Linked DNA regions of Homo sapiens: region 1 is linked to region 2. A link is a contact called in ENCODE Hi-C or POLR2A ChIA-PET data. All regions are on one chromosome and are shown on one strand. The core of a region is the stretch at or near the end of the contact, and the rest is flanking DNA. Distances in the headings are between cores, read along the strand shown. Region 1 holds the start of GTF2I (general transcription factor IIi). Region 2 holds the start of TBL2 (transducin beta like 2).

What was found. A loop is a pair of places that touch in the nucleus more often than their neighbours do. ChIA-PET counts read pairs that join two places held with the same protein, here RNA polymerase II (POLR2A). Pooled maps may share reads with other maps.
Region 1: a pooled map shows a loop between it and region 2 (18-fold over the local background). The contact joins the promoter of GTF2I here to the promoter of TBL2 in region 2. A Hi-C loop is called at or near these places in 2 of 37 single-sample maps with no recorded cell type and 10 of 50 pooled maps. POLR2A ChIA-PET finds 5 or more read pairs at or near these places in 1 of 52 experiments (CD8-positive, alpha-beta memory T cell).

What each region holds. Positions count from the first base shown.
Region 1 is chr7:74,655,026-74,661,597 of GRCh38, reverse strand. GTF2I (general transcription factor IIi) reads right to left here and starts at 3,880. Exons shown (of 35, transcript NM_032999.4): 1 at 3,530-3,880. RefSeq lists enhancers at 107-386, 1-422, 1,311-1,450, 3,901-3,950, 3,971-4,090 and 1 more and silencers at 2,721-3,240, 3,311-3,600, 3,621-3,800, 4,171-4,330.
Region 2 is chr7:73,575,263-73,582,298 of GRCh38, reverse strand. It overlaps TBL2 (transducin beta like 2), which reads left to right and starts at 3,720. Exons shown (of 7, transcript NM_012453.4): 1 at 3,720-3,879. The coding sequence starts at 3,750. RefSeq lists an enhancer at 3,069-3,138 and a silencer at 3,469-4,108.

The DNA.
Region 1 (6,572 bases), core at 2,631-5,130, 1.1 Mb before region 2:
AGAGATCCCCCTGCCTCAGCCTCCCCAAGTAGCTGAAACTACGTACGCACGCCACCACACCCGGCTAATTTTTGTATTTTTAGTACAGACGGGGTTTCGCCATGTCGGCAGGCTGGTCTCCAACTCCTGACTTCAGGTGTTCCACCTCCCTCGGCCTCCCAAAGTGCTGGGATTACAGGTGTGAGCCACCGCACCCGGCCAAGATCTAATTTTAAAGTAAGAAAAAGCAAATATCTCCAATAAATTTCTCTCCCTTCATTTTGCACCATTGTGAATGGTTCTCAAAGGGCTGTCCGGGAAGCAGCCACCATCAACACCACCTGGGGAGCTAATCGAAATGCAAATTGTGGGGCAACTCCCCAGACCTGCAGAATCAGCCTGGGAGGTAGGGCCCAGCAAGCAGAGTCCGCACATGCCAGCTCTCCCGGGGACGCCCAGGCGCGGTGGTTTCACAACCTCGGCTTAGGGGTTGAGTCACACTGGCCAGGTTCATGTGCTAGGCAAGCAAGAGTACAGAACTCTCCAACTTCTCTAGACTTGTTCCGCTCTATAGAATAGAATTACAGACTTGTCACAAAGATTAAATAAGAAAAATACTGTACATCCAAAGCGCTCAAGAGCCATGGAGGGGGCACGGAAGACACTCAAATGTAAGCAGCATTGCTACCACCGGCAAGGCACGAGGACGATGCCAAACTGGAGGGGGAAGTGGAGGGAGAAAGACATAGGAGGAAAAGGCTTCTTGTCCCTGCCCCTACGAGCTCAACACCCAGTGACTAGGCCAGATGCAGAGGAAAGTAAAAGTGCCCTTAGCCGGGCGTGGTGGAGCGCTCCTGTAATCCCAGCTACTCAGGAGTCTGAAGCAGGAGAATCGCTTGAACCCGGGAGGCGGAGGTTGCAGTGAGCCGAGATCGCGCCACTGCACTCCAGCCTGGGCAACGAGAGCGAAACTCCGCTTCCGAAAAAAAAAAAAAAAGAAAAGAAAAGAAAAAGGAAAAGGAAAAAAAAGAGAGAAAATAAAGGTGCCCTGCGAGGAAGGGCACACAAGTTGATTGGGAGACTAAGAAGGAACAAACTCTGACTATGCAATATAAGAGAAGACCACAGGCCGGGAGCGGTGGCTCACGCCTGTAATCCCAGCACTTTCGGAGACCGAGGCAGGCGGATCACCTGAAGTCAGGAGTTCAAGACCAGCCTGACAAACATGGCGAAACACCGTCTCTATTAAAAATACAAATATTAGCGGGGCTTGGGGGCAGGCGCCTGTAATCCCAGCTACTCGGGGGAGACTGAGGCAGGAAAATCGCTTGAACCCGGGAGGTGGAGGTTGCAGTGAGCGAAGATCGCGCCACTGCACTCCAGCCTGGGGGGATAGAACGAAACCCTCTCAACAACAGCAGCAAAAAAAAAAAAAAAAGAGAAGACCTTAAGGAAGTGGCTGCATATGAGCAAGAAAGATTTCCATAGGCTGAAAAATGTCATTCCAGCCAAAAGACCAAGATCTCAAGGAGGAGGAGAAACGAAAGCCAAGGTAGCAGCCACAGAAAAATCCTGTAGCAGGAAATAAAATCGGTCATCCCACACCACAGGCCTCAGCCTGGGGAGAAGACCCCGCCTCCGCAGGGCACTCTACCTGCACGTTCTCATTTGCAAACTAACTTCCCCTTTTGTTCCCTGAAGGACTGGAGACTTCTCCTCTGCACTGTTGGCTGATCAAGCCATTGTCTGCGGCAAAGTTGAATTTAAAAGAGATGAGGCCCAGCGTGGTGGCTCAAGCCTGTACTCCCACCACTTTGGGAGGCCTAAACGGGAGGATCACCAGAGTCCAGGAGTTCCCGACCAGCCTAGGCAACACAAGAAGACCCCATCTCTAAAAAAAAATTTTAAATTAGCCAGGCGTGACCCAGGGCGGTGGCTCACGCCTGTAATCCCAGCACTTTGGTGGCAGGCCGAGGCGGGCCGATTGCTTTCAGCTTGATTCAAGAGTTGGAGACCAGCCTGGCCAACATGGTGAAACGCCATCTCTACTAAAAATACAAAAATTAGCCGGGCGTGGTGGGCACGCCTGTAATCCCAGCTACTCAGGAGGCTGAGGCAGGAGAACGGCTTGAACCCGGGAGGCAGAGGTTGCAGTGAGCCGAGATCACACCAGTGCACTTCAGCCTGGGCCACAGAGTGAGACTCCATCTCAAAAAAAAAAAAATTAGCAGGGCATGATGGCATGCGCCTGTAGTCCCAGCCACTGAGGAGGCTGAGGCAGGAGGATCGCTGGAGCCCAGGTGTTGGAGGCTGCAATGTGCTATGATTGTGCCACTCTGCGCTTCAGCCAGGGCAACACAGAGAGACCCTGTTTCTAAAAAAAAAAAAGAAAATTAAGCCGAAAGCGATGGCTCACACCTGTAATCCCAGCACTATGGGGGGCCAAGGTGGGAGGATCGCTTGAGCCTAGGAGTTCAAGACCAGCCTGGGCAACAAAGTGAGAACGCATCTCCACAAATAATTTTTTTTAAAAAAAGGAGGTCAGTAGTCAGCAAGAGCTGCGCATCGCCAAGAGTGGACACTACTCCAACAGCACCCCACCTGTGAACATCCCCAGCCGCAAATCAGCGCAAATCCATAACCTAGGGAGGACAAAATTCGCTACACGAAAAAGCAAAAGCTGGATTAAGAAAAAGTGGAGAAGTCGGGGAGCGGGAAGGAGACAGCTTTTTCCATTTCATTTTCCTTCTTCCTCTGCACTCCCGTCGTCTGGGTGCTGGCTGAACCCAGACGGCTTAATTTTCATGGCCTAAAGCTGAAGTTTTCCTTCCGGTCATTGTGTTTATTTCCCCCAAAGAACAGGCCCCGCGGGGCAGGCGCGCCGGGCCGGCCCGGGACAAAGCCCACTGCGGACTCCACCTGGGAGCGGGGCGGGGCGGGGGACAGCGCTCCCGCTCCCCCGCCCGCCGCAGTTACCAGGCAACGCGCGGCCCCGCCCCCGCGCCGGTTGGCCAATCCCGCGCGTCTGCTGCCCCGGCGCAGGAGCCCCAGATACACCAGGCGAGCGCGACCCCACGACGGCTCGGGCCTGGCACCGCGCGCGCCCCCGCACCGCCTAGCCGGCCAATCAGCGCGGCGGGGCATGCGCAGCCCGCAGGGCCGCTCGCTCGCTCGCGCGCGGGATCGCACGCGCGAGGCGCCCCCCCACCGCACGCCGGTCGGCGCGCGCGCCCCTCCCCCACGCGCACTGAGGCGCGCGCGTGCCACTGTCGTCCCCCGCGACCGCGTCCGTGCCGCCCCACCCCCATCGCCTCGTTTCGGCCACTGCCAAGGCCGGCGGGGCTCGAGACCCGGCGAGGCGGTGGGGGTGGGGGTAGGGGGAGGCGGCACGGGCGCCCCCCAAGGCCCCACACCGCGCGCGGCGGGCCGCGGCTCCCAGGCCCCTGTCCCTGCAGGCCCCGGCGGGGCAAAGTCTCTAATAAAGGCCCCCGCTCGCAATGGCCCCCGAGGCGGGGGCGGGGGGCGCGGGGATGAGGCGAGAGGGACTCACCCGAGTGCGGCCGCCTCCAGGCAGCTCCGGGGCCGGGGGTGCCGAGGGGAGGCGAGTGTGGGCCGCGCGCGGGCTGCGGCCGCCGCGGAGCAGCCTCGGCTGAGGGGAGCTGGCGAGCGGACGGGAGGCGAGAGGGGGCGAGGGGCCCGTGCGTGTCGGTCGCGCTCCTGTCACCGCCGCATGGCCGCCCCGCAGGCAGGGCCTCGCTCAGCGCCTTGATCCGATCACTGGGGGACAGAGGCAGAGGCCGGGGTGACCGCGGCAGGCGGGCGGCCGCGGCTGGAGAGCGCGTGCGGGGAAGCGGGGGGGCGACCGGTGGCCCCTTTTCTCTGCTCTCCCAGCTTCTCTCTCACCCTCCTCCTCCTCCTCCTTTTTTTTTTCTTTTTTTTCTTTTTTTTTTTTTTTTTTTTTTTTTTTGTTCCTCGAAGGCGCGTTGCGCCTGCGCATCCGCAGCGCCGCCCAGCGGGAGTTGTAGTTTCGGATGCGTTCCCCGTCAACGCGGCGGCGGCGGTCGTGGACTACAACTCCCAGGAAGCACCGCGCCGGCTAGCCCCGAACCCGAGGACGAGGCAAGCGCGGCGCCCGGCCCTCTCCAGCAAGGGCTGTCAATGGAGGCGAGGGTGGTGGGAGCGAGAACATGGCTGCACCTGGGGCCTGCGCGGCCGCCCGGGTGGGGGAGGGGAGCCGGGGTGCAGAAACGGAAATCTGGACGGGTGGTGGCTCCGGCGTCGTCCCCACCGAGCGCCAGCCGCCGTCCAAGTCCGCCACTTGCTCTTGCACCCCACATTCCTTGCAAATTGCGAGGCAGGGAAGCTGCAAAAGCCGGGGAGCCCCGGGCTGGGCCGTCGCCCTCCTTGCTCTGCAAAAGGGGAGTCCTTCCGCCTTGCACCACCCTCCAGGACACAAAGAACTCCTCTCTAGTGTTTTCCAAGCTGGCCTCCAAAGAGACCGTTGCCCCCAAGTTCGGACAGGCGAGAGGGGAGGAGACCTTGTGTTTTAATTCCTCCCCCAGACCCTCCGCCTCTATCTCTCCCTCAGGATTTGGAAGGAAACTTGCAAGGGAGTGGGAGCAGAAATCCTGACTCGTAGCTCCTGTTTTGTTCTGTCAACCGCGATGCGATTTAACTCAAACTCCTCCCCCTACCACTATTTTTTGCTTCTCAACTTGAATTAGCCGGTGGGTTTTGAAAATGGAGAGACATTACTGTTCACCTAAGTTAAACTCCAAAACTTTACAACCCCGAGGCCGACGATTTTTAGATGTTTATGTAAAGCACGAGATTGAGTGGTTTTTTGATTCCCGCCCGCCCCCCCACCCAGTACCACCCACTGGGGATTCGGGCCACGACGGCCATCCTCCCCCCACCCGCCGCTTCTCGGTAGGTGGCGACCACGACGCTTTTTCCAGCCTCCAAGCCTTTGTCGCTAGCGAGAAAACTTTCCGAGCAGCCAGTCTTTTGATGTGGGTTCCAAAAACCTTTCCTTTCAATCTGGGTTCTCCGATTGGCATTCCCCATCGTCTCTCTTGCACAGACCGCACCCAATAAAGCCTCCTCTAGAATTTTCATGTTGGATTTTTTTTGAAAAATACATGGAGAGCGTAAAGCTCACCGGAGAAGCAATCTGATTACAGAAGCCTGAATTTTTGCGATTTCCCGGACAATGTCTAGGATCCCTTCGGTCCTTGCCTAATAAGATTGTGACTCTCCTTTGTCGATTGTCTCGAAAGTCATTCATTAAGTTTGCACAAGAGCAACTTTCTTTTTGCACTTGTATTTCATTGACATTTAGTAATATTTAATTAAATTCTCTATTCCCAATACCACGTGCCACTGGCATATATTTAGGAACAAATTTAACTCTTGAGAAGCCTATAACTCACTCTAGTAAGAGCAGCCAGCCTACGAGATGCAGATTTCAGCTGCTGTGGACTTCAGTGAGTATCTTTTGTTGAGAGAGTGGTTTCTCCACCTGGAGGGGTCAGGGAAAGGATTTCCTGGGTATAGTGGAGTCGTGGAGTAGAATTTGGGGGGATGTTACAAAGTGAGTTAGCAAGGCAGAAGTTTATTTAGCCAAGATGACTCTTATCATCGTGAAAACGTTTGGAAGGTAGTTCCTTTCTTCTATGAATTTGTTTAGTGGTTCACAGTGGAATTTTTTTTTTGAGACCGAGCCTCGCTCCGTCACCCACGCTGGAGTGCAGTGGCGCGATCTCGGCTCACGGCAACGTCTACCTCCCGGGTTCAAGTGATTCTCCTGCCTCAGCTTCCTGAGTAGCTAGGATTATAGGCGTGCACTACCACGCCCAGCTAATTTTTGTATTTTTAGTAGAGACGGGTTTCTACTAAACATGTTGCCCAGACTGTTCTCGAACTCCTGACCTCAAGTGATCTGCCTTCCTCAGCCTCCCAAAGTGCTGAGATTACAGGCGTGAGCACCGCACCGGGCCCACAGTGGAATTTTGCTGCCTCTTCATAAACAACTCCAACTTCTTTGAGACTGAAGCAATTCCTAAAACGGTTAGGTCAACATGAGCTGGTTTTGAATTACCTCTAGTCAGAAAGCTGTCTCTGTTGAGGCAATGTGTATGCAGACAAAGCGTTTTTCTGAGCATTTTGCCATTAAGGTTTGTAACCCTCAAATTCATGTGTTACAGTCATAAAGATCTTGCGTGTTCTGTCTTCATTAAGGTCTGGCTCACTGCGGCTTGTTGGAACACTTGTCAACCAATTTCTCCTTCATCTTAGTGGCATAGATACTACATTAATTGTGGCCATTGTTATAAATCACTTTGGATACTATCTCTCTGCAAAGCTGGGGTTTTGTTTTACTTTTTTTTTTTCCTGTTTTTGAGACAGGGTCTTACTGTATCACCCAGGCTGCACTGCAGTGGTTCGATCACAGCTCACTGCAGCCTCCAACTCCAGATTCAAGCCATCCTCCCACCTTAGCCTCCCAAATGCCTGGGACAACATGTATGTGCCACCACACCCAGCTAATTTCGTTTTTTGTAGAGACGGGTCTCACTATGTTGCCCAGGCTG
Region 2 (7,036 bases), core at 2,471-4,970:
ACCCCCTCGCACCCCTCCCTACCCCACTGCCCACAGCTGAGTCAATGCCAGTTTCCCGCAAAGGACAAAAGGGAAGGAAATGAGGCTGCTCCATTTGCTCTCTGACTGGATCCATTTCCTCCCCCAAGATTGTGGGTGTGTCTGTCTGTCATCTAGCCTCTGCAGCGGCCACTGTTCTCAGAGGGTCCTTTATTGCCGAAGGGCCTGGACTGTCAGGAAGGCAGGCTCCTGGGTGGGGATGGAAATGTTTGCAGCAGGAATCTCCAACTCTGGTACTTCGACTCACTCTGGGCTTTGGGACTGGGACACCCACGGAGCATGACTGTTCAACCCAAATTCTACCAATAAGTCTTTCAGATTGTCTCCTTGTTGGTGGAATTTGAATAAGTTCTGTAGATAGCATCAATGTCAAGTTCCTGGTTTTGATATTACACTGCAGTTATGCAAGATGTTACTACTGGAGGAAACTGAGAGGAAGAGTCCATGAGACCTCCCTGTTCACTTTTTCAAACCACTGTGCATCTTTATATCTTTTTTTTTTTTTTTTTTTTTTTTTGAGACAGGGTCTTACTCTGTTGCTCAGGCTGCAGTGCAGTGGCACGATCACAGCTCACTACAGCCTCGACCTCCCGGACTCAGGTGATTCTGCCACCTCAGCCTGCCAGTTAGCTGGGGCTATAGGCACATGTCACCATGTCTGGCTAATTTTTTTTTTTTTGAGACGGAATCTCACTCTGTCGCCCCAGCTGGAATGCAGTGGCACAATCTTGGCTCACTGCAACCTCCGCCTCCCAGGTTCAAGCGATTCTCCTGCCTCAGCCTCCTGAGTAGCTAGGATTACAGGTGCGCACCACTATGCCAGGCTAATTTTTGTATTTTTAGTAGAGACAGGGTTTCACCATGTTAGCCAGGCTGGTCTCGAACTCCTGACCTCAGGTGGTCCGCCTGCCTCAGCCTCCCAAAGTGCTAGGATTACAGGCATGAGCCACCGTGCCCAGCCTTAACTTTTTTTTTTTTTTTTTTGAAACGGAGTCTCACCCTCACCCAGGCTGCAGTGCAGTGATGCAATCACGGCTCACTGCAAAACCACCTCCCGGGTCCAAGTGATCCTTCTGCCTCAGCCTCCCAAGTAGCTGGGACCACAGGCATGTGCCACCACGCTCGTCTAATTTTTGTAGTTTTTGGTAGAGACGGGGTTTCACTATGTTGCTCAGGCTGGGCTCAAGCTCCTGGGCTAAAATCTGGGCCTCCCAAAGTGGTGGGATTACAGGTGTGAGCAATCACACCCAGCCTATTTATTTATTTTATAGAGATGGGGTCTTGCTATGTTGCCCAGACTGGTCTTGAACTGCTAGGCTCAAGCAATCTTCCCACCTTGGCCTCCCAAAGTGTTGGGGATCACAGGCTTTAGCCACTGTGCCTGGCGGCTGTAATTATTTTAAAAGAAGTTTTCTTCTTTCTTTCTTTTTTTATTTATTTTATATTTATTTTTGAGATGGAGTCTCACTCTTATCACCCAAGCCGGAGTGCAGTGGAGCAATCTTGGCTCACTGCAACCTCTGCCTCCCAGGTTCAAGTGATTCTCCTGCCTCAGCCTCCCGAGTAGCTGGGATTAGAGGCGTGGGACACCACGCCCAGCTAATTTTTGTACTTTTGGTAGAGACGGGGTTTCGCCATGTTGGCCAGAGACGGGGTTTCACCATGTTGGCCAGGCTGGTCTCGAAGTCCTGACCTCAGGTGATCCTCCCGCCTCGGCCTCCCAAAGTGCTGGGATTACAGGCATGGGCCACCGCACCCGGCCTTAAAAGAAGTTTTCTGGCCGGGCGCGGTGGCTCAAGCCTGTAATCCCCCAAGCACTTTGGGAGGCCGAGGCGGGCAGATCATGAGGTCAGGAGATCGAGACCATCCTGGCTAACACGGTGAAATCCCGTCTCTACTAAAAATATTTTTAAAAAATTAGCCGGGCGTGGTGGCGGGCGCCTGTAATCCCAGCTACTCGGGAGGCTGAGGCAGGAGAATGGCATAAACCCAGGAGGCGGAGGTTGCAGTGAGCCGAGATCGCGCCACTGCGCTCCAACCTGGGCAATAGAGCAAGACTCTGTCTCAAAAAAAAAAATAAGTTTTCTATGAAAAAATTTCCTGGTCTGGGCCAGTCGCGGTGGCTCACACCTGTAATCCCAGCACTTTGAGAGGCTGAGGCGGGCGGATCACGAGGTCAGGAGTTCAAGACCAGCCTGACCAATATAGCGAAACCCCGTCTCTACTAAAAAATACAAAAAATTAGCGGGGCATGCTAGCGGGCACCCGTAATCCCAGCTACTCGGGAGGCTGAGGCAAGCGAATCGCTTGAACCCGGGAGGCAGAGGTTGCAGTGAGCAGAGATGGCGCCATTGCACTCCAGCCTGGGCGACAGTGCAACGAGACTCCATCTCAAAAAATAAAAAATAAAAATAATCTCCCAGCTCGGCATGGTGGCTCACGCCTGTAATCCCAGCACTTTGGGAGGCCGAAGCAGGTGGATCACCTGAGGTCAGGAGTTCGAGACCAGCCTGGCCAACATGGCAAAACCCCCGTCTCTATAAAAAACACAAAAAGTAGCAGGGCATGGTGGCACGCGCCTGTAATCCCAGCTACTCTGGAGGCTGAGGCAGGAGAATCTCTTGCACCCGGGAGACGGAGGTTGCAGTGAGCCGAGACGCGTCACTGCACTCCAACCTGGGCAACCGTCTCAAAAGTAAATACATAAATAAATAAATAAAATAAGTTTTCTATTAAAAATTCTCCCTTTTAACTTTCGACTTGCCAGGCCAGCCCCAAATCCAGGCCCTCGTCACCTCCCTCTCGGATCCTTGAAGCCACTGCCGGTTTTCTGATTTTGGTCTTTTCACACAAAGGTCCATCCAGGGAATCCTCAGACACAGCTTTTGCCCCACCTCTCCCTGTAATGAGCAGCTTGTTGGATGGAGCCAGCGCTCAACGTCCCCCAGACCTTTCCGCCCCTCTAGCCATTTCCCACATCCCAGCTTCTCAGGTCTTTGCGGAGGCTGTTCCACTCCACGCGCCTGGCCTACTCTTCCTTAAAAGCCCATCTGAACTTTCGCTGATGCTGAGTTTCCTATCCGTTAAATGGTAATAATAATCCCCGCCCCGCTTCCTTGAAAGGATCCAGTGTGGTGATGGCTGGAATAATGCCTTTAATAAACAATTATCAGTGAGTTCTTCAGGAGGAGGCGTGAGCAGTGATCGCAAATCCCGCCTTCCTCCGCCCTCCGCAGCCCTGCAATCTCAACCGCCAGGCGACCCGCCCCTCGAAACGCACCAAGGGTCGAGCCCTGCCCCTCGAGATGTTCTACTTCCAGGCCCCGCCCCTCGAGACACTCTACCTCCGGGTTCTGCCCCTCGAGACGCTCTAACAACCCAGCCCCGCCCCTCGAGACGCGCTAACTCCAGACTCTGCCTCTCGAGGCGCTCTAATAACTAGGCTCGGCGGGTGGAGATGCTCTAACTCCAGGCCCCGCCCCTCGAGCGCCACAACAGCCGGGCCCCACCCCTTGAGGTGCTTTAACGGCCAGGCCCCGCCCTGAAGGCGTTGTAACAACCAGGCTCCGCCCCCAGGCGCTCTAACGGCCAGGCCCAGCCGCTTGAGGCTCCCCAACGGCCAGGCCGCGCCCCCGCGTGCGTGCGCGGCCCGGCAGAGCCGTGCGGGCGCCCGCGTACTCACTAGCTGAGGTGGCAGTGGTTCCACCAACATGGAGCTCTCGCAGATGTCGGAGCTCATGGGGCTGTCGGTGTTGCTTGGGCTGCTGGCCCTGATGGCGACGGCGGCGGTAGCGCGGGGGTGGCTGCGCGCGGGGGAGGAGAGGAGCGGCCGGCCCGCCTGTAAGTGGGGCCGGGTCGGGTGGGGGCGGCCCGCGGTGTCCCGGCTCCCGGCCTCCTCGTGGTCCGACCTGCGGTTTGGGCCCGCGGCTGGTGGGGCCCGGCGACTCCATGGGCCTCAGTTTCTCCTCTGGTAACGTGAGCTTCGCTTCCAGAGACGGGGACCCGCCTTGCCGGGTTAGGCGCACCTCCTGGGGCGGGACTGGCTCCAACCTGGGCCCCTTACTGCGGCTTTCTCTGTGGCCGAGGCCAGGCCGTCCCCGGGGTGGCCAGGAGAGCACCGTAAACTCTTCAGCCTGCTCCGTGGCCGCGATCTCGGAAAAAGCACCAATTCTGTGATGTGCAGCAGCATTTACTGGGCATCTATGACCCTGTGATAGGCTTTGGGGTCTTTTTCTGTAAGGAGTCCAGTAAAGGAGAAGTACATCTGTATTATGAACACCTAAATATGTAAGTGAAAAACACGGTGAAATAAGTTTCACTGAGGCCAGGCGAAGTGGCTCACGCCTGTATTCCCAGCACTTTGGGAGGCCGAGGCAGGGAGATCGCTTGAGCCCAGGAGTTTGGGACCAGCCTGAGCAACATAGCAAGACCCCATCTCTACGCAAAATTAGCTGGGTGTGGTTGTGCACGCCCCTGTAGTCCCAGCTCCATGGGAGGCCGAGGCAGGAGGGTGTCGTGAGTCCAGGAATTCAAGGCTGCAGTGAGTTGTGATAGATCGCGCCACTGTACTTCAGCCTGGGTGACGGCAAGAGCCTGTCTCTGAAAAGTTTCATAGAAGAGGTTAGTACTAGAAATGGGAAACACCAGAGAGTCAGTGGGCAGCCCTGCTCTTTTTATTTATTTTTCAGACAGAGTTTCGCTCTTCTTGCCCAGGCTGGAGTGCAGTGGCACAATCTTGGCTCGTTGCAACTTCCGCCTGCCAGGTTCAAGCGATTCTTCTGCCTCTGCCTCCCGAGTAGCTGGGACTACAGGCACACACCACCACGCCTGGCTAATTTTTGTATATTTAGTAGACGGGGTTTCGCCACGTTGGTCAGGCTGGTCTCGAACGCCTGATCTCAGGTGATCCACTCGTCCTGGCCTCCAAAAGTGCTGAGATTACAGGCGTGAACCACTGTGCCCGGCCAGCCCTGCATTTTTTTTTTTTTTTTTTTTGCAGGGGGACGGAGTTTTGCTCTGTCGCCCAATCTGGAGTCTAGTGGCGGGATCTCGGCTCACTGCAAGCTCCGCCTCTGGGTTCACGCCATTCTCCTGCCTCAGCCTCCTGAGTAGCTGGGACTACAGGCGTCCGACACCACACCCGGCTAATTTTTTGTATTTTTTGAGTAGAGACGGGGTTTCACTGTGTTAGCCAGGATGGTCTCAATCTCCTAACCTCTTGTGATCCACCTGCCTCGGCCTCCCAAAGTGCTGGGATTACAGGCGTGAGCCACCCTGCCTGGCCGAGTCCTGTTCTTTTATGGGGGAGGTGGTTGTTAGGGAAATCATTACTGAGAATAGGGGGCACATGAGGTAGTGTGGGGTCTCAAAGGATGGTTCTAGAAGAAGAGTTTGCCAGAAGGCCAAGGAAAAAAGACATTCCTGCCAATGGCAATACCCGAGAAGGCAAGGAGTCCCCAAACAGCATTTGGTATGACTTAAGTGTGAGGAGGGGGGCTTGTTAGACATGCCTGGAGAGAAGGAAGCAGAGGACAGATTGTGGCTGTGTTTGTTTGCAGGGCCCAGGAGCTTTTTTCCTGTTGGAATTGGGGAGCATCTGCAGTCATTTACCACATGCCAGCTTTGTGACTCAATTAAGTATCTTTTACAAAAGTGACTGGCTCCACTCCCCCGCACAGGACTCAACAGATGTTGACTTCTCATCCCCGAGTTCTTTCAGGTACTGGAGTGCAGTGGTGCGATCTTGGCTTACTGCAACCTCTACCTCCTGGGTTCAAGTGATTCTCCTGCCTCAGCCTCCTGAGTAGCTGGGATTACAGGCGCCTGCCACCACGCCCGGCTAATTTTTGTATTTTTAGTAGAGACGGGGTTTCACCATGTTGGCCAGACTGGTGGAACTCCTGGGCATCAAGATGATCCAGCTGCCGGGCCGGGCATGGTGACTCACGCCTGTAATCCCAGCACTTTGGGAGGCCGAAGCGGGCAGGTCACAAGGTCAGGAGATCGAGACTGAGGCAACAGAGCGAGACTCTGTATCAAACAAAAAAAAAAAATGATCCAGCAGCTGCCTCAGCCTCCCAAAGCGCTGGGATTACAGGCATGAGCCACCGCACCCGGCCTCCATAGAGCCTTTAATGCTTGTGTTCGGTACTTTTGCTTGTCACTTTGTAGATATCTCATCCAATTCAATCTCCCTTATTTTTATTTATTTATTTATTTATTTATTTTGAGACAGAATCTCACTCTGTCGCCTAGGCTGGAATACAGTGGCACGATCACTGCATTTGAACTCCTGGGCTCAAGCAATTTTCCCTCCTCAGCCTCCGAATAGCTGGGACCACAGGCGCACACCACCATGCCCAGCTAATTAAAGTTTTCTGTAGAGATGGGGTGTCACTATGTTACCCAGGCTGGTCTCGAACTCCTGAGCTCAAGCAATCCTCCCATCTCAGCCTACCAAAATGCTGGGATCACAGGCATGAGCCACCGCCCCCAGTTCTCAACCTCTCTTTAAGAAAACCAAGGCTGGGCCGGACACAGTGGCTCACGCCTATAATCCCAGCACTTTGGGAGGCCAAGGCAGGCAGATCACTTGAGGTGAGGAGTTGGAGACAAGCCTGGCCCACATGGTGAAACCCCATCTCTACTAAAAAAACAAAAAAATTGGGGCCAGGTGCCATGGCTCACGCCTGTAATCCTAGCACTTTGGGAGGCCGAGGCGGGTGGATCACAAGGTCAGGAGATTGAGACCATTCTGGCTAATGTGGTGAAACCCCACATCTACTAAAAATACAAAAAAAAATTAGCCGGGCATGGTGGCGGGCGCCTGTAGTCCCAGCTACTTGGGAGGCTGAGGCAGGAGAATGGCGTGAACCCGGGAGGCAGAGCTTGCAGTGAGCTGAGATCACGCCACTGCACTCCAGCCTGGGTGACAGAGCGAGACTCCATCTGAAAAAAAAAAAAAAAATTAGCTGGATATGGTGGTGCACGCCCATGA